Regions from separate parts of the Homo sapiens genome. Here region 1 is linked to region 2. The links are chromatin loops, found by intact Hi-C in ENCODE. Cell type or tissue: heart left ventricle. All regions are shown on one strand. Links, peaks and the distances in the headings refer to the core of each region. The heading gives the core; the rest is flanking DNA. Region 1 overlaps ENTPD1 (ectonucleoside triphosphate diphosphohydrolase 1). Region 2 has its middle 14 kb from the start of ENTPD1.

Region 1 (2,919 bases), core at 214-2,713, 51 kb after region 2:
CGATTTATCAATGATATGGCCAAAAATTTAGAAAGCATGCTTAGCAGATTTGCTAACAATACGTAGCTTTTAGTGAGACTGCAATGTATTACATAAAAGGATCAAGTATCATCAGGCTGGAAAAATGAGCTGAAACCATAGGTTGACATTTAATTGATACACACAAGGTGAGATTCCTGACTTGGAGGTAGTTCATGGGAAGATCTGTAGGTTTTACTAGACCCGTAGCCCTCAGTATGAGTATCTAAAATGATGAGTCATATTTAAACAGTGTTAATGTTTAGTTTCCAGGTGAAGGGCTATAATAACTTCACTGTATCTGCTATATTCAGTTCAGAGCAATGTATTTTGAGAAGGACATTACAAACTGAAGGGCATCTAGTGGAGGGTAATTAGGGTGACATAAAATCTGAAAATCGTGATATGTAAAGAATGGTAAATGGAACTGGAGCTATTTAGCCTGGAGAATAGGGGACTTGAGGATGGGGTTTATATACTGGCAACCCATGAGGACTTGAAAAACAAATTTTTAATGAAGTAAACAAATTCTAATTTGCTTTGTAGCTTCGAGCTGGGATCAGAGAGTGGAAGTTAGAATGAAACAGAACTTAGGTCAAGATAGATTGCTAACAGTTAGACATGTCTGGCAATGGCTTAGACTACCTGGATATGCACTTCTGTCCCATCAGTGGAGAATTTTACTGCAGAGGGTAAATACCCATCTTTTAAACAGGATTACCACTTGGAAGGAGTTGGACTAAGTTAGAGGTTCACAAGGGAGAACTTTGGCTGTACATTAGAATCACCCGGCTGGGGGTAGAGGTGTTAAAAGTGAACAGTGCCTGGGCCCCATGCTAGAAATTCTGATGTAATTGTCCCAGGTGAGACTACAGAAAGTCCCCAGGGAACTCTGGAGTGTGTGAACTCTAAGGATCCTTTCAACTTTGAGATTTTTTTTTGGTTTGAAAAAGAGAAATCATGTTCATGGGGGGTATTTTAGAAGTCAGCATGGTGGAAAACCTGAAGATGACAGTGAAGTCAGGCACAAAACTGAACTCAGGGGAGTAAAGAGAATTGCTTAAGAGAGACTAAAAGTGCCAGAGTTTACCAGGAGACAGAGAAGCTTAGAGGAGAGGGTGCCTTGCATAGTTAAAAAAAAACATCAAAAGAAGTGAGAGTGGGAATGGTATTAGGAGAAGAGAGCGTGGCTGAAGAAGATGGGAGTGTCCATCAGACAACCCACCCTGCTTTGCCTGGGACTGAGAGGTTTCTTGGGATACAGCACTTTCAGTGTTAAAACCAGGACAATCCCAGGCAAACTGGGATGGTTGGTCACCCGAGTGCCCCATAAGACCCTGTCAAAAGACAAAATTACAACAAATTTAGTTTAAAGATCTCAATAGGCTTTATTGCAATTTTAGAATTAGGCAACACTTCATTCCATAAAACAGAGTAAGTGTTCCAATGAGTTGACCAGAGGCAGCAGGCTTTCTAGACAGAGAAAGGGCTGAAGAAAGCAGAAACAAAGAACAAAAAGTAGATTGGACATTTCAAAGTTACTTTCATTGTGGGCATAGGGAGATAGAAAGATGGAAAGATAACTGATTGGTTAACATCGGGTTACTCTGTTGTAAGAATTAAAACAGAGGGAACTGCATGATTGCCAGTTGAAGACTGAAACTGGCCTGTTGGGAAATTAGGCTGTTGCCTCTCTCTCCTGATTTCATGGAAGACCAGATAACAAACTCAAGGTTTGGAGAAGCAGAACCTTAGATAAGGGACTCTATTTTGGTTTTTAGGCTGGTCTGTTGGGGCCTAGTGCAGGGGTTTAGTCCAAAACAGTGGCCTCCTATAATTTTTGTTGAACACCCATAAATGAAGGCAGCACGGGAAAGCATTTGTTATCCTAGTCACTCTTCCTGCAGAGTAAAGATGTGCTCTGCATTCATCTGAATTCATGGCTTTGGTGTGCGTAACTGCAAAAGCTGAAATGTCATGTTCACTCTGGCCACGTATTCCACTCATAGTACCATACTTGTGTGTCCAGCATCTTGCCAGGGTGCTGGTCTTGGGCTTACTATGCTTTCTTTGGGGTGCCTTGGGATTCCTTACGTCATTGCTTCCTCCCAACACCAGCTGAAACCTCCTGAAGTGATTTTGAAGCTTGTTTCTTTGAATAGCTTCTTAGCAATTTCCTCACTGCTATTTCAGTTCCCCTCCCACCATTGTGTGAAACAGTGCCAAAGAATTTCATTAAACTGGCTGACTTCAAGGATGGTGAACTAGGACTGCTTCTAAAAAGCAGGCTGATAGTAACTGAGGGAATTGCCTAATAAGGAATAGACGGGAGGCATGCTGCCCCTACATAATCTCTTCCTTATAAAGAGAGAAGTATGGATGGGATATGTTGAGTTGTTTATAAAAAATAATGAAGGGAAAATCCCCCTAAAATTATGGGGAAAAGGCCCCTGGTTGGGCTTTAAGTATAGAGAATAACTTGGGTAGTCTTCACCCACTGTATCCCTAAAAGGCCTCACAATTGCTCTTCAGTCTCTTTCTCCCCTTCTCATCCGCCATTAATTAGGAGGTTACTTATGTGTGTTATGAATTAAAGCAGTGGTTCTCAAAGTGTAGTCCCTGGACCTGCAGCAGAGCATCACCTAGCAACTTGTTAGAAATGCATATGCCCTGGCCTCACCTCAGACTTACTGAATCAGAAACTCTGAGGATGGGGTCAAGCAGTTGTAATAAGCCTTCCAGGTGATTCTGATGCAGGTTTATGGTTAAGAATTGGATTAGAGAAACTATGTTTTTAGAAGGTTCTTTAAAGGAGAAGTCCAGGGCCTACCCTCTGACATGGGGCTGAACAGGAAAGCAGCAAGCAGAAGAAACCAGAACTAACCACTGAGCCACGGTGGG
Region 2 (2,919 bases), core at 215-2,714:
TGGCCAGGCTGGGCTCGAACTCCTAACCTCAGGTGATCTGCTTGCCTTGGCTTCCCAAAGTCCTGGGATTACAGGCGTGAGCCACTGCACCCGGCCCATTTAACGTAATTCTTAAAGGCCCTAGGATTTTCAGAATGGTCAATTAACAATGGCTTTAACTTAAAGTCACCAGCTTCATTAGGCCCTAACAAGAGAGTCATCCTCTCCTTTGAAGATTTGAAGCCAGGTATTGACTTCTCCTCTCTAGCTATGAAAAACTCTACTGGCCCCCAGAGGATGAAGGGCCTAATGTGGCATCCAAGATGGCATCTTCTTCCAAAAGAAGGCTATTTCATCTACATTGAAAATCTGTTGTTTCGTGTAGCCACTTTCATCAATGATCTTAGCATGATCTTCTGGATACCTCACTGCAGCTTCTCCATCAGCACTTGCTGCTTCACCTTGCGCTTTTACATTACGGAGGTGGCTTACTTTCTTAAACCTCATGAACCAACCTCTGCTGGCTTCTGACTTTTCTTCTGCAGCTTTCTTACCTTTCTCAGCCTTCATAGAACTGAAGAGAGTTAAGGTCTTGCTCTGGATTAGGTTTTGGCTCAAAGGAATGTTGTGGCTGGTTTGATCTTCTATCCAGACCTTTCAGACATTTTCCATATTAGTAATAAGGCTGTTTCTCTTTCTTATCATTTGTGTGTTCACTGGAGCACTGTGTTTACTTTTTTTAAAGAAATTTTCTTTGCGTTCATAACTTGGCTGTTTTCTGCAAGCAGCTTAGCTTTTAGCCTGTCTCAGCTTTCGACATGCCTTCCTTGCTAAGCTTAATCATTTCTAACTTTTGATTTCCAGTGAGAGATGTGTGACTTTTCCTTTTACTTGAACACTTACAGGCCATTGTAAGGTTATTAATTGGCCTAATTTCAATATATTGTGTCTCAAGGAATAGGGAAGCCCAAGGAGAGGAGGAGATAGTGGGACAGACAGTGAGTGGAACAATCAGACCACAAACAGCAGTTATCAATTAAGTTCATCATCTTATATGGGCATGGTTCATGGTGCCCCAAAACAGTTACAATTTTAATATCAAACATCACTGATCCCAGATCATCATAAGAAGTATAATAATAATGAAAAATTTTAAATATTGCAAGGATTACCAAGATGTGATACAGAGACATGAAGTGAGCACATGGTACTGCAATAATGGCACTGATAGACTTGTTCAATGCAGGGTCGCTACAAACCTTCAATTTGTAAAAATCGCAACGTCTGTGAAACACAATAAAGCCAAGCACAAGCAAGTGGAGTATGCCTGTAAGAAACATAAAATATGAAAAATCAGCAGTGTGAGGCATTAAGCAGTTCCCAGGTTGCTTGGCACTTATGAAAGTCTCTTAGAATTTGGAGGAGAGAGGGTTAGCTGGAAGACTTGAAAGATTCAAGGTTTGAGCCAGACCCTGAAGGATGAGCTGAGACAATCATCTTAGGTTAAGTAATGATCTCAAAAGTATAAAAATTGCTATTACTATTATCTTTTTCTGTTTTCCTATTTCTTCAGACTTTGCTGCCCCCAGAGGATGAAGGGCCTAATGTAAAGGAGAACAGGAGGCCTGATTTTGGCATTACCTCAAAGATTTGTCACCCCTGGCTGATCTCTGCAAAGGCGGAGGCGTTAACAGCAACATAGGAGCTTCCTGCTGTAGACTGTTCTGGTATTGTGGGATATTATTGTCCTCAAAAGCTGGGTGTGTGGGCCATGCTGATAAGGTCATCGGCATTAGTCTAAGGGCCATGTGTTCTTCAAAACTTTCCACTGACTCTTAGGCCCAGCAAGGTCCAGAAGTAGAAGACAGAGATTTATGCTGTTTGGAGTCTTGATTGCTTGGCAAGTATTAATACAATTCTGGGGCACTTAACGGTTGGTTAGTGTAGTAAATTTTGCTTAACACTAGCTTTTCTGCATCTCAGAGCTACTTTAAGTTGTCTGGCAATGTTCCCAAATAAGGGTAACCCCGTCTGGAGAAGCCTAGGCCTTTTCCTTCCTTTTGTTATTTTTTTTTTCAAGTGCTGCAACCAGCAGTCGCTACTCCTTCCTGTCCTCCCCCTAGAGTTGCTGACTGCTCTCCAGTGACATGTATTTGGAAACTTTTTAAGATACTAGAAAATCAACTTAGAAACTTTCTTTTTCTTTTTCTTCTTCTTCTTCTTTTTCTTTTTTCTTTTTTTTTTTTTAGACCAATGGGAATATTGTGTGTTGTGGATGGAAAGATTTGAATACTACTATGTTTTCACATTGAGTTCAATGTAACAAGGCCATTTCCGTGTCTTGGCACACAGCCTGAGTTAACTTTGCTTTGCTGGATGTGGATACAATGAATTCTGTTTGAACAAGAAATCATGTGTAACAAATGCTTTTGCAAAATCATGTCGTCATTAAAGCAGTTACTTTAATAAAGATGGGCTTCACAAGGGGTTTCCGGTACAACAGCTGCAGTTAAATATCTATACACTGTTAACATATTTTTTAAAATAAGCTTTTAATTATAGAATAGTTTTCAATTTACAGAAAAGTTATGAAGATAGTACAGAAAGTTACCAGGTACTCTCTACCCAGTTCCCTGATTATTAACATCTTACATTAGTGTGGTACATTTGATACAATAAATGAACCAATATTGATACCTTAATATCAACTAAAGTCCATACTTTATTCAGATTTCTTTAGTTTTTACCCAATGTTCTTTTCTGTTCCAAGATTCCAAATTACATTTAATCTTCATGACTCCTTAGGCTCCTCTTGGCTGTGAGAATTTCTCAGACTTTTTATTTTTGATGACCGTAGCAGTTTTGAGAAATACTGGTCAGAAATTTTTGTATAATGTCCTTCAATTGGGATTTGTCTGATATCTTTCTCATGATTAGGCT

What was found. Peaks named below come from ENCODE experiments on the same cell type or tissue, not always from the same donor. Only the 100,000 strongest peaks of a DNase experiment are listed, where the experiment ranks them.
Region 1: it touches region 2 in a loop (2.4-fold over the local background); 11 of 110 quality-filtered maps call a loop at or near these places.

What each region holds. Positions count from the first base shown.
Region 1 is chr10:95,790,921-95,793,839 of GRCh38, forward strand. The region is part of intron 1 of ENTPD1 (ectonucleoside triphosphate diphosphohydrolase 1); the gene reads left to right. All of the region lies in intron 4 of ENTPD1-AS1 (ENTPD1 antisense RNA 1), which reads right to left. Among named protein-coding and RNA genes, the nearest start is that of ENTPD1, 36 kb to the left of the region's middle. RefSeq lists an enhancer at 761-1,060. In heart left ventricle, for the core only: no CTCF peak of the experiment used is centred there; no DNase peak of the experiment used is centred there; H3K27ac peaks cover 2,020 bases.
Region 2 is chr10:95,740,329-95,743,247 of GRCh38, forward strand. It overlaps a transcript of ENTPD1 not described here. Among named protein-coding and RNA genes, the nearest start is that of ENTPD1, 14 kb to the right of the region's middle. RefSeq lists enhancers at 1,730-1,819, 1,830-1,889. In heart left ventricle, for the core only: a CTCF peak has its summit at 1,559; no DNase peak of the experiment used is centred there; H3K27ac peaks cover 1,746 bases.